Regions from separate parts of the Homo sapiens genome. Here region 2 is linked to region 1. A link is a loop called in an ENCODE intact Hi-C map of the cell type or tissue named here. Cell type or tissue: CD4-positive, alpha-beta T cell. All regions are shown on one strand. Links, peaks and the distances in the headings refer to the core of each region. The heading gives the core; the rest is flanking DNA. Region 1 holds the start of MIEN1 (migration and invasion enhancer 1). Region 2 overlaps PGAP3 (post-GPI attachment to proteins phospholipase 3).

Region 1 (5,360 bases), core at 150-5,149:
GGAGGTGGGACCTTCAGCCCAGGGTCCACTGTGGGGGCAGAGGGAGTGGCAGAGACACCGGGGTTCCTTCCCCTAATGGGTCACCTTCTCTTGACCTTTCAGAATATGTGAACCAGCCAGATGTTCGGCCCCAGCCCCCTTCGCCCCGAGAGGGCCCTCTGCCTGCTGCCCGACCTGCTGGTGCCACTCTGGAAAGGCCCAAGACTCTCTCCCCAGGGAAGAATGGGGTCGTCAAAGACGTTTTTGCCTTTGGGGGTGCCGTGGAGAACCCCGAGTACTTGACACCCCAGGGAGGAGCTGCCCCTCAGCCCCACCCTCCTCCTGCCTTCAGCCCAGCCTTCGACAACCTCTATTACTGGGACCAGGACCCACCAGAGCGGGGGGCTCCACCCAGCACCTTCAAAGGGACACCTACGGCAGAGAACCCAGAGTACCTGGGTCTGGACGTGCCAGTGTGAACCAGAAGGCCAAGTCCGCAGAAGCCCTGATGTGTCCTCAGGGAGCAGGGAAGGCCTGACTTCTGCTGGCATCAAGAGGTGGGAGGGCCCTCCGACCACTTCCAGGGGAACCTGCCATGCCAGGAACCTGTCCTAAGGAACCTTCCTTCCTGCTTGAGTTCCCAGATGGCTGGAAGGGGTCCAGCCTCGTTGGAAGAGGAACAGCACTGGGGAGTCTTTGTGGATTCTGAGGCCCTGCCCAATGAGACTCTAGGGTCCAGTGGATGCCACAGCCCAGCTTGGCCCTTTCCTTCCAGATCCTGGGTACTGAAAGCCTTAGGGAAGCTGGCCTGAGAGGGGAAGCGGCCCTAAGGGAGTGTCTAAGAACAAAAGCGACCCATTCAGAGACTGTCCCTGAAACCTAGTACTGCCCCCCATGAGGAAGGAACAGCAATGGTGTCAGTATCCAGGCTTTGTACAGAGTGCTTTTCTGTTTAGTTTTTACTTTTTTTGTTTTGTTTTTTTAAAGATGAAATAAAGACCCAGGGGGAGAATGGGTGTTGTATGGGGAGGCAAGTGTGGGGGGTCCTTCTCCACACCCACTTTGTCCATTTGCAAATATATTTTGGAAAACAGCTAGGCACCGGCCTATGTCTGGGGGTGGCTCTGTGCCATCCCTTCCTGCTCACCTTACACTCAATTCCTCTTTTCCTGGAGGGAGTGGCTGGGAATCTTCAGAAAGCTTGGATGAGGAGCCAGACATCCAGTTCTCCAGCTTCAGGGTTGGGGGAGATCGGGAAGCTGGATTCAGATCTGAGAGCCCTTTGACGACCAGATCATTCTTATTTAGAACGAACTAATTCCTAAGGCCACTCACCAGAATGGGGTTATTTCCTCCTTGTGAGTGAGGAGAGTGGTGGGTAGGGTGGGGGAAAGACGAGGCAGGGTCTACTGTGGGACTCATTTTCCTTGCCTTGGCTATGCCAGAGGAGCTCACTGACCTAAGGAGTAGCTGTCCAGAAAGCCCACCCAGCCAGCACAGCCACCCTGGCGGTGCAAAGGCTGGGCTGACCGGACTTCTGTGCCCCCCACATTCCCAGACTGGACGTATAAAAACACACACTAGTTAGCATTAGTGTTTGTAGCGCCACTTTACTGCCAATAGCTGACATTGCCCTGGGTTAGGGGAGAATAAATAAAATCTGTGGCATCAGACAGGTATTACCGAGGCGAAGAGTGGACTGGGCTTTCGTGGGCACTTACCCTGGGAAGGGGGTATGAGGTGGCTGGAGAAGTGTTCATGGAGAGTGTCTCTCTCCTGCCCCCAAGGCCACGGAATCTTCTATTCCTTCTTTGTACCCAAAGGGCAAAGTGGAGGCCAGGGTCTCTTTGCTAAGGAGCTAAGTAGGGGAAAGAGGCAGGGGGAGCTCCCAGCAGGACCAAAGGGAGACCAAGGTTTGGACCCCAGAACAGAGCAGGAACCCAGAGTCCTGTGCAGTCACAGGATGACGCAGGGAGGACGGCTGTTGGTGATCTTTTCTAGGGTTTCTCCATTACTGGCTCTTCGGATGGCCTCAATGAGCTAGAGGAGTGGAATGACAGGATGATGCACTGTTGGGGTAGGGTGACCAAGAGGTCCTCCCAACGCTGTAAATACTCACATCTTTCTCATAGGGAAAGCCCCCATTCTCCAGCTTGGAGAACACCAGCTGTCCATTTATCTCTATCTCAAAGGCACCTGGTAAGAAATCAACAGATAAATGGTACACTGAGAACATAGGCAGAAGTCAGGAGTTCCTCCAAAGGGGTCCCCCGCCTTCAAGTCCCCCATCAATCCCACTGGAGACCCATTTGTAGCTCCTTAAGCAATTCCCCAACCCTGGGTCAACTCCAGGGAACCTGAGGGAGGCCTCGCCTGTGTGCCCCTCGCAACACTCAATAAAGGACTCCCTCCCCTCCAACCCTACACGATTGCAGTCTAATAGGTTTTTCCCCACAGGCCTCTGTGACACCCCCTGACCTATGGAAGGGAACTCATGTTGGCCGGACATTTTACCATGTGCCAGGCACTGCGGGCACTTTACATAAAGCAGCCAATGTCAGAACTAGAAAGCGGGAGAGCTGGGATTCAGAGCACAGACTGACCCAGCAGGTGTTCTGCGAGCCTCACCTGTGCCCCCGAGGCGCGACTCGATCTCGATGCCCGGATACTGCTCCTTCACAGCACTGGCCAGCTCCAGGTAGGTCGCCTCGAAGCCGCAGGGTTCACTGGGGAGTCAAGAGATGGGGCTGGGCTGGGGATTCGGGGGTGGGGCCTCCCGTGGACCCACCTCCGTCCGGCCCGCGGGACCAGGGTGCGGGTCCTCCAGCCGGGGCCGCTCACCAGTACTCCACCACGATGCGGACCCCACTGCCCGGCTCGACCTCCTCGGGAGGGGGCGCTACGGACGTCTGCCCCGGCTCCCCGCTCATCGCGGCCGGCTCCGCTCGGGCCCCTGCTTCCGGGTGTGACGCGAACCGCGGGCACGTGACGGGGCGGGGCCTCTGGAGCGGGGAGGGGCCGAGGGTGGCGTTCGGGCGCCCCCTGCGGGTCTCCGCCACTGCTACGTTTTGACCTCGTAGGGCAGCTCCGGAGCTCGCTCCCCGGGCAGGGGCTGGGTCCGGTCCAGACCCTCCTTCCCTGGCCCGGTCTCCCGGAGTGCCGGGCTTCCCCACTCCCCACTCCCGGTGTCCGCTGGACTTCATGGCTTCATTTACTCTAATGGACTATCTTAGACTGCAAAGCGCTTTTCAGTTTACAAAAGAAAGAGAAAGTGGTGGGGCAAGCATCCTGGGGATGGGGGTGGGTGTGGCTGATGCATGAAATAGTTGACATTTTCTCGCTAACATGCCGATGGCATTTTTTTTTTTTTTTTTTTTGAGACGGAGTTTCGCTCTTGTTGCCCAGGCTGGAGTGCAATGGCGCGATCTCGGTTCACTGCAACCTCTGCCTCCCGGGTTCAAGCGATTCTTCTGCCTCAGCTTCCCGAGTAGCTGGGACTACAGGCGCGTGCCACCGCACCCGGTTAATTTTGTATTCTTAGTAGAGACAGGGTTTCATCATGTTGGTCAGGCTGGTCTCGAACTCTTGACCTCAGGTGATCCACCAGCCTCGGCCTCCTAAAGTGCTGGAATTACAGACATGAGCCACCGCGCCTGGCCCAGTTTTTTGTTTGTTTGTTTGTTTGTTTTAGTAGAGACAGGGTTTCACCATGTTCGCCAGACTGGTCTCGAACTCCTGACCTCAAATGATCTGCCTGCCTTGGCCTCCCAAAGTGCTGGGATTACAGGCGTGAGCCACCACGCCCGGTGCTGATGGCATTTGGAACCACCCTGTAGTTACATACACAAGTGTTTCTGATCCCAAAGCTCTAAACTGCTTTTTCCAGTCTTTTGCAGCTGCTTCTTGCCTGCACTGGAAAACAGTAGATGCTCTTCAGGCTCTGTGCCCCCAACAGTTTCTGCGCATCCCTTCTCATCCAGCCTCTCACTGGGGGGCTGGCGTCATTATTCCCATTTTGCAGCTCTGGAAATGGAGTCTGCACAAGTCCTCGCTGCCTTTTCCCTGCCTACAGTACCACTATGGTATCCTAACACGCCACCCACTCTAGTGTCCCTTTAGGCTATTTATTTATTTATTTATTTATTTTGAGATGGAGTCTCACTCTGTCACCCAAGCTTGAGTGCAGTGGCGCGATCTTGGCTCACTGCAACCTCCACCTCCTGGGTTCAGGCGATTCTCCTGCCTCAGTCTCCCTAGTAGCTGAGATCATAGGTGCCAGCCACCACGCCCAGCTAACTTTTGTATTACTATTATTATTATTTTTTTGAGACAGAGTCTTGCTCTGTTGGCCAGGCTGGAGTGCAATGGTGCGATCTCGGCTTACTGCAACCTCTGCCTTCCGGCCTCAAGTGAGTCTCCTGTCTCAGCCTCCTGAGCAGCTGGGATTACAGGTGCCCACCACCAAGCCAGCTAATTTTTCTATTTTTAGTACAGATGGGGTTTCACCATGTTGGCCAGGCTGGTCTCGAACTCCTGAAGTTGTGATCTGCCCATCTTGGCCTCCCAAAGTGCTGGGATTACAGGTGTGAACCACTGCACCCGGGCTCATTTTTTTTTTTTTTAAACCAGGCAGGTCGTAGTGGCTCACACCTGTAATCCCAGCGTTTTGGGAGGCCAAGGTGGGCGGATCACTTGACGCCAGGAGTTCAAGACCAGCCTGGCCAACTCGACAAAACCCTGTCTCTACTAAAAATACAAAAATTAGCTGGGTGTGGTGGCGCACCAGCTACTCCAGAGGCTGAGGCAGGAGAATCGCTTGAACCTGGGAGGTGGAGGTTGCAGTGAGCTGAGATCTCACCACTGCACTCCAGCCTGGGTGACAGAGTGAGACTGTGTTCCAAAAAAAAAAGAAAAGAAAAGAAAAGAAAGAAAATGCAGTGATTTGTACTGTTGCCTAACCATCACTACAATCCAGTTACAGAATGTTTCCGTCAACCTGATAAGTCCTTCCCACCTGTTTCTGGTCAATCCAGCTCCCAATTCCAGTCCTGTGCAACCACTGATCTGCTTTCTGTCTCTAACTTTGCCTTTTCTGGATGTTTCATATAAACAGAATAATACACTATGTGGCCTTTTGCTTCTGGTTCTTTCATTCAATATGTTTTTTGAAATGCGTTCATCCTGTAGCGTCTAGAGTAGTTTGTTCCTTTTCATTGCTGAGTCGTATTCCACTGTGTGGTTATGCCACATTTTTTTCTTAATTCACCAGCTGATGGATATTTAGGGTTCCAGTTTTTTTTGTCTTTTTTGAATAATGCTGCTACAAATGTTTAGGTGTCTTTGTATAGGTGTGTGTTTTCATTTCTCTTGGGTAGATTCCT
Region 2 (5,360 bases), core at 177-5,176, 54 kb before region 1:
TGTTGGGAGACTAGTGAAGAAGGCCCCCAGGGGAAGGCTGGGTGACCCCTTTCTGCCCCCAGGGTTCGATTTTGCCCCTGCAGCCACCCAGGCAGGCTCACCTGACGCAGCACAGGTAGATTGAGTGTAGGATGACAGTGGAGGCACAGAAGTAGTCCATTTTCTGAGGACAGGGAAGGGTGGTGAGGGACCAGCATGAGGCTTCACGGAGAGGACCCGCGGGGATGGGGGCATGGAGGAGTGGCAGAGAGGGGCCGGGGTCCTGGGCCTGCCTATCACTGTTTCACTCTGACTGAGTCTTGTGTTCACATCACCATACAAGTTTTTAAAAATGTGCCCAGGAACAAGGCTTTAGGGACGCTGGTGGAGGGTTCCTGCTGAGGCTCCAGGACATGACCACGCTGCACAGAATTCAGAGCACAGTGTGGAGTCTGACAGCCATGGGGTCACGTCCTGTGGCAACCCTTCACTGGCTGGGTGCCCCTAAGCATGTGGTCCCCCTGTCGAAGGCTCAGCTGCCTCATCAGGCAAGAAGAGCGAATACTCATCCCCACCTGATGAGGCTCACTGAGGATCAAGGGCACCAACAGGTTTAGGATGCCCACCCCATACTCCTCCCAGTGCTCCTCAGAGGGAGTTGGCATGACCCTCTAGAGCCCCTCTGCCCACTTCTGGGCTCCTCTGGGACCACCCTGTGCAGGAGGGGGAGCTGGAGGAATGCTCACCTCTGTGAGGTCAGTGTCCCTGGTGTGGAAAACTGTGGACCAGAACCATGCATTGAGGGACACCTAAGGAGGGAGGGGCTGGTGAGCATGCTGCCCCCCACCCTGACCTCAAGGCAGGGACCCCCATTTGCTCACATCCATTTCACCTTTGGGAAGGGGCTCTGCAGGACAAGAAATGTGCTTTTCCTGCCCCTGGAGCCCTCTGAACAAACCTATGTCCCTCTACCCCCACCCAGCCAGGGTCCCTGGGGTGGACTTCCTGCCACCCCAAACCCCCAAGGCCACGGGGGGCTGCAGCCTCCACAGGTTCCGGCCTGGCCTGGGAACCAGTTCCGGTATAGCCAAGCTCCCTAGTTACTCAATTGCTAAGACAACAGCCCCCAGGGGCCTTGCCTCCTCCTCCAACCGGCAGGTGTTGACAGCACCACCCCACCCGGGCCCAGGGGAGCCAGTGACCTCAGCCTCTGGGGGCGGGAATGAGGTGGGTGGGGTGGAGGGGCTCGAGCCAGCTTGGGGTGTGTTCCAAGCAGCAGGGGAGGGAGATCAAGCAGATCCCACTGGGGCACAGGCTCCCAGGAGGAGGGTGAACCAAGCCCAGCTTCCTCCTGGCTGGGCCTGCCCAACCCGCCAGACCAGTGGCTGCTCCCGAGCCTGGGAGGAGTAGAGGGCAGGACTGGAGGGGCTGTGGTGGGCCAGGGCCCAGGGGAATGTTTGAGGCCTTCTTCCTGGAAATTAGCTGCGTGGAGAGAGCACAAAAGTTATCTAGCGAATGAGCCTAAGAGCTTGTGGGCGTTGGTGCTGGCACTTTCTTCAGGGACTGCTGTGTCCACAGCAAAGGCCCAAACTGCTGAAAGCAGGGTGGGCTGAAGGGAAGGGCTGGGAAATCGTGACAACCAAAGGAACAGCAGGCCAGGCCGGGAATGGCCTGGAGGTGGGGAGGGATGCGCTAGGGTGGGACAGGCCTGGCGGAGATGAGGAAAGGCCAGGAACTGCTCAGTTGGCTCCAATGTACCAGGAAAACTGGCCAGGCAGGGGACAGAGGGAGGGGGCAAGAAGCTACACTCTGTCTGGCACTGTAGCAGGCAGGTCAGACAGTAAGATGCATTCCAAATGCAGGTCTGGGGAGCTCAGGAGAGAATGGGAGGAGAAGGGGTACAGGCGGGGCAGAACTGCTGCACAGCCAGTCAGGTTCTCGGGGTGCCAAGCTCTGGAAGGCGCAAGGCTGCCTAGTGCCCCTGTCTGGCCTGGGCTCTGGGCTGAGCCTTGCTGCTTCTGCTCCTCTTGACCTGGTCAAAGGGCCCTGCCCTTCTCAGCCCAAGCTTCCCCCGGGACAAATCATGGCTCAAGTGAAACTTCAGTTCCTTTCCAGCCTGGCGTTAGGTGGTGTGGTCTAGGGCAGGCTGCTTCCTCCTTTGAGGATGGCCACTCTGTCCCTTCCACCAGACTCAAGGCTCTGCCCTGCTGCAGCCCCCTCCCCAGAGACAGGCATGGAGGCTGCACAACAGGACTGAACCTGGTGGCTTCTCAGACACTGCTCCCACAGTCTGAAAAGCTTAGAGTCAGCATGGGGAGAGGAGCAGGCTTGGGCTGGAGACGGGACCCAGGCAATCACATGGACCAGTTCTCCCTGGCAGGCCAGGAACAGGGACATCCTTAGGGAGGAGAGTGGCCCTGGAGCCAATGTGGGAAGGAGAAGAGGAAGGCGGCAGGGACTGGCAGCCAGCCAGGCCTCCTTGTCACCCACAGCAGGAAGGGGGAGGTGAGAAGAGGACTGCAGGACTGAGCTAAGTGGCTCAGAACACCGAAAGCAGGGGGTGTGTGTGCGGGCAAACATATGCGTAGGGCCACAGGATGGGTGGGGCTGCTGGGTCCCCTCTCCAACCGCCTCCCTGGGTGCCTTCCACTCACAGAGACCCACCTGAAGCCTGGCCTCTGCACCCCTGAAAAGCCCCTCCCCCCTGGGGAGCATCCCACTCTGGGGGTGCTCCTCTTCTCACCCTTTCCTCAGATTTGGGAGGTAGTGGTATCATTAAGAATGCAAGCCCTACAGCCAGACTGCCAGGGTTCAGTTCCTGGCTCTGCATTTCCTGTGTGTCCTTGGGCAAGTTATTTAGCCTTGCTGTGCCTCAGTTTTCTCATCTGCAAAATGGGAATAATCATAGTTGATAAGGGTTTAATGAGCAATACAAATACAGCGTACAGCACAGAGCCCAGGACAGGCTGAAACATGAGTGTTCTCTCCACTTGCCTGACCAGCACAGAACCCCGTCAGCTTCCCATAGAACTGAGGCCTAAGAGGATGTCTGCCTCCCACTCTCCCTGCAGGCCAAGGATGTTTAGGCAGATAAGGGGTGGTCTCCTAGCTGCCTAGGCCCACCTCCACAGCTCCAGGCTGGGGGAAGAGTGTCCAGTCTTCACAATGAGACAGAGTCTGCATTCAAGTCCTGCCTCAGCCCCTACGCAGCTGTGTGACCTTGGACACATAACCCAGTATGTGTGAGCCTCCACTGCCTCACCTACAAAACAGGTTCATAATGATGCTCACTGCACAGGAGGCCATGAGGACGAGGTCTGCGGAATGCCTGGCACCAAGGAACTCCTCTGAATGGCTGCTGGTTTTGCTGCCTGGTCCATAGTAGGTGCCCATCAATGTCAGTTTCCTTCATCAGGTCCAGTAGACTGACTCTCACCACGCCCGTTCACCTGCCCCTCAACTTCCCTTTCCGCAAGGGTCACAAAGTTTGAGGTCAAACTATGGGGCCTCAGGGTCTCTCCATTCCAGAACGGAGACACCTCAGCTATAGGAAGAGCCCCTCCTCCTTCCTCTGGAGCCATGTTCCCATCAATGTGAACCGAACAGATCCATTTCTCCTCACTCAGAGTTTGTCATCAAGAGCAAGCAAAGGGGAAAGATGGGCTCTGGAAGGAAGGAGAGTTCCAAGATGCCAAGGCACGGCTACTCTCGGACTCCTTGCCACGCTCAAGTGAAGGGGGGCAGGGAGGGGAACTGGCCAGGAGGGCGACAGGCTGCCCAGCAGGCACCCAGAGCTTTGCGTAAACACTGAGGAGAGGGGGTGGCCAGGGGCAGGGTGCCAGTGGGGGTGGAATAGGAGACTGGGTGGAGGGAGAGCAAGAGGCTGTTTCAGTCTGTTGGAAATAAGAAAATCGAGACAAAAATATCACAGCCGTGAAACTGGTTGGATGCCAAGTGAGCCAGATCTGTCAGGAATTCGACCCGGCGCTAAGCCCCAGTGCTCGGGGCTGTCATTGACACCATGGCGGTGGGGACAAGTGGGGCTTAAAATAGCTCAGTGTCTCAGAAGTGGGGGAGGCAGAATGTTAAATATGATGCCTGCTGCCATCCTGGGCTCCTCTGGAGGCCACAGTGTCTCACCCCCTGCCTCAGGCAGGGCAGGCCAGCCCCAGCTCACTCCTGAGAGAAGGGAGACAGAGGTGGATGCGGATGGGAGAAGGAGGGCTTTTTCCAAGATCCCAGAGGATCCCTTGATTTCCTGCCATTGCCTGTTCCACTAGCTCTTGTCTGACCATGGGAAGTCCTTCCTGAAGTCTAACCATCATTCTACTACAGCTGCAACCTACCTCTTCTTGTAGTTTGCTTAACAGAGGAAGAGAAGAATCAGTCCCCACCTACACAAACCACTCTACAGAGATGGTTTGGGCTTCCCACCACTTCACCCTCCTCTCTACACCTGAGGACCTTTCCTGACTGGATGAAGGCCTGGGGAATTGGTTTGGCCTTCTGGCTTTGGCACACAGCAGGGGCCCCTACTCCGTGAAGTCAAAGAGACATGGTATGCGGAGCTTTGGTAGGCTCCCCACCCGCCGCCTGGCTGCTCCCCAGCCCAAGCCCAGGCCTAAATGGCAAGGCAAGGGCTGCCTTCTTGTGCCAGCGTTATCATGAGTCCTGCTGGAGGGCGGGGTCTCCTCATTTCCCAGAGGCAAAGCTGAGGTACCCTTCCCCCAAGACTTAGCCCGGAGCGGGTGAGGGACCTTGCCTTCCTATCCTCACCCCAACAGAAATCAGGAGCCTCAGTGCCCCAGAAGGCCCAGGTCAAAGTCCACTGCCGCACCCTCCATACAGCTCAGGATCCCTCCCTCCTGCAGAAACTCACAGGGCAACTGGGAAGCCCAAGAGCAACTGGGAAAGCCAAACTAGGCCATCCACAGGAGTGTGGGTTCTGAGGCTTTGTTTCTTGAAGGCCTAGTGAGAGCATGAGGGGGTCCCATGTCCCAGAACCCCACATCCCATAAGACACACAGGGCCCAACTATCTGCCTTCTACCACCCCAACATCTAACATCTCCTGCTTTTTCTGTTTTTGTTTTTGTTTTTTTTGAGATGGAGTCTCGCCCAGTCACCCAGGCTGGAGTGCAGTGGCGCCACCTTGGCTCACTGCAACCTCTGCCTCCCAGGTTCAAGCAATTCAGCCTCCCGAGTAGCTGGGATTACAGGCACCCATCACCACGCCTGACTAATTTTTGTATTCTTAGTAGAGACGGGGTTTCACCATGTTGGCCAGCCTGGTCTTAACTCCTGACCTCAGATGATCCACCTGCCTCAGCCTCCCAAAGTGCTGGGATTACAGACGTGAGCCACCATGCCCGGCCATCTGCT

Evidence for each region. Hi-C counts contacts between places; a loop is a spot of excess contacts. Peaks named below come from ENCODE experiments on the same cell type or tissue, not always from the same donor. Only the 100,000 strongest peaks of a DNase experiment are listed, where the experiment ranks them.
Region 2: it touches region 1 in a loop (4-fold over the local background); 41 of 110 quality-filtered maps call a loop at or near these places.

Annotation. Positions count from the first base shown.
Region 1 is chr17:39,727,587-39,732,946 of GRCh38, forward strand. It overlaps ERBB2 (erb-b2 receptor tyrosine kinase 2), which reads left to right. Exons shown (of 27, transcript NM_004448.4): 27 at 103-1,072. The coding sequence ends at 458. MIEN1 (migration and invasion enhancer 1) reads right to left here and starts at 2,946. Exons shown (of 4, transcript NM_032339.5): 1 at 2,821-2,946; 2 at 2,608-2,705; 3 at 2,099-2,175; 4 at 924-2,019. The coding sequence starts at 2,909. The coding sequence ends at 1,936. RefSeq lists a silencer at 2,628-3,187. In CD4-positive, alpha-beta T cell, for the core only: CTCF peaks have their summits at 3,030 (motif pointing left) and 3,246; a DNase peak (open chromatin) is centred at 2,975; H3K4me3 peaks cover 1,478 bases; H3K27ac peaks cover 649 bases.
Region 2 is chr17:39,673,892-39,679,251 of GRCh38, forward strand. It overlaps PGAP3 (post-GPI attachment to proteins phospholipase 3), which reads right to left. Exons shown (of 8, transcript NM_033419.5): 4 at 726-788; 5 at 102-163. Among named protein-coding and RNA genes, the nearest start is that of PNMT, 8.1 kb to the left of the region's middle. RefSeq lists enhancers at 803-1,350, 980-4,386, 1,351-1,896, 1,897-2,442 and a silencer at 2,601-2,660. In CD4-positive, alpha-beta T cell, for the core only: no CTCF peak of the experiment used is centred there; a DNase peak (open chromatin) is centred at 2,520; H3K27ac peaks cover 1,547 bases.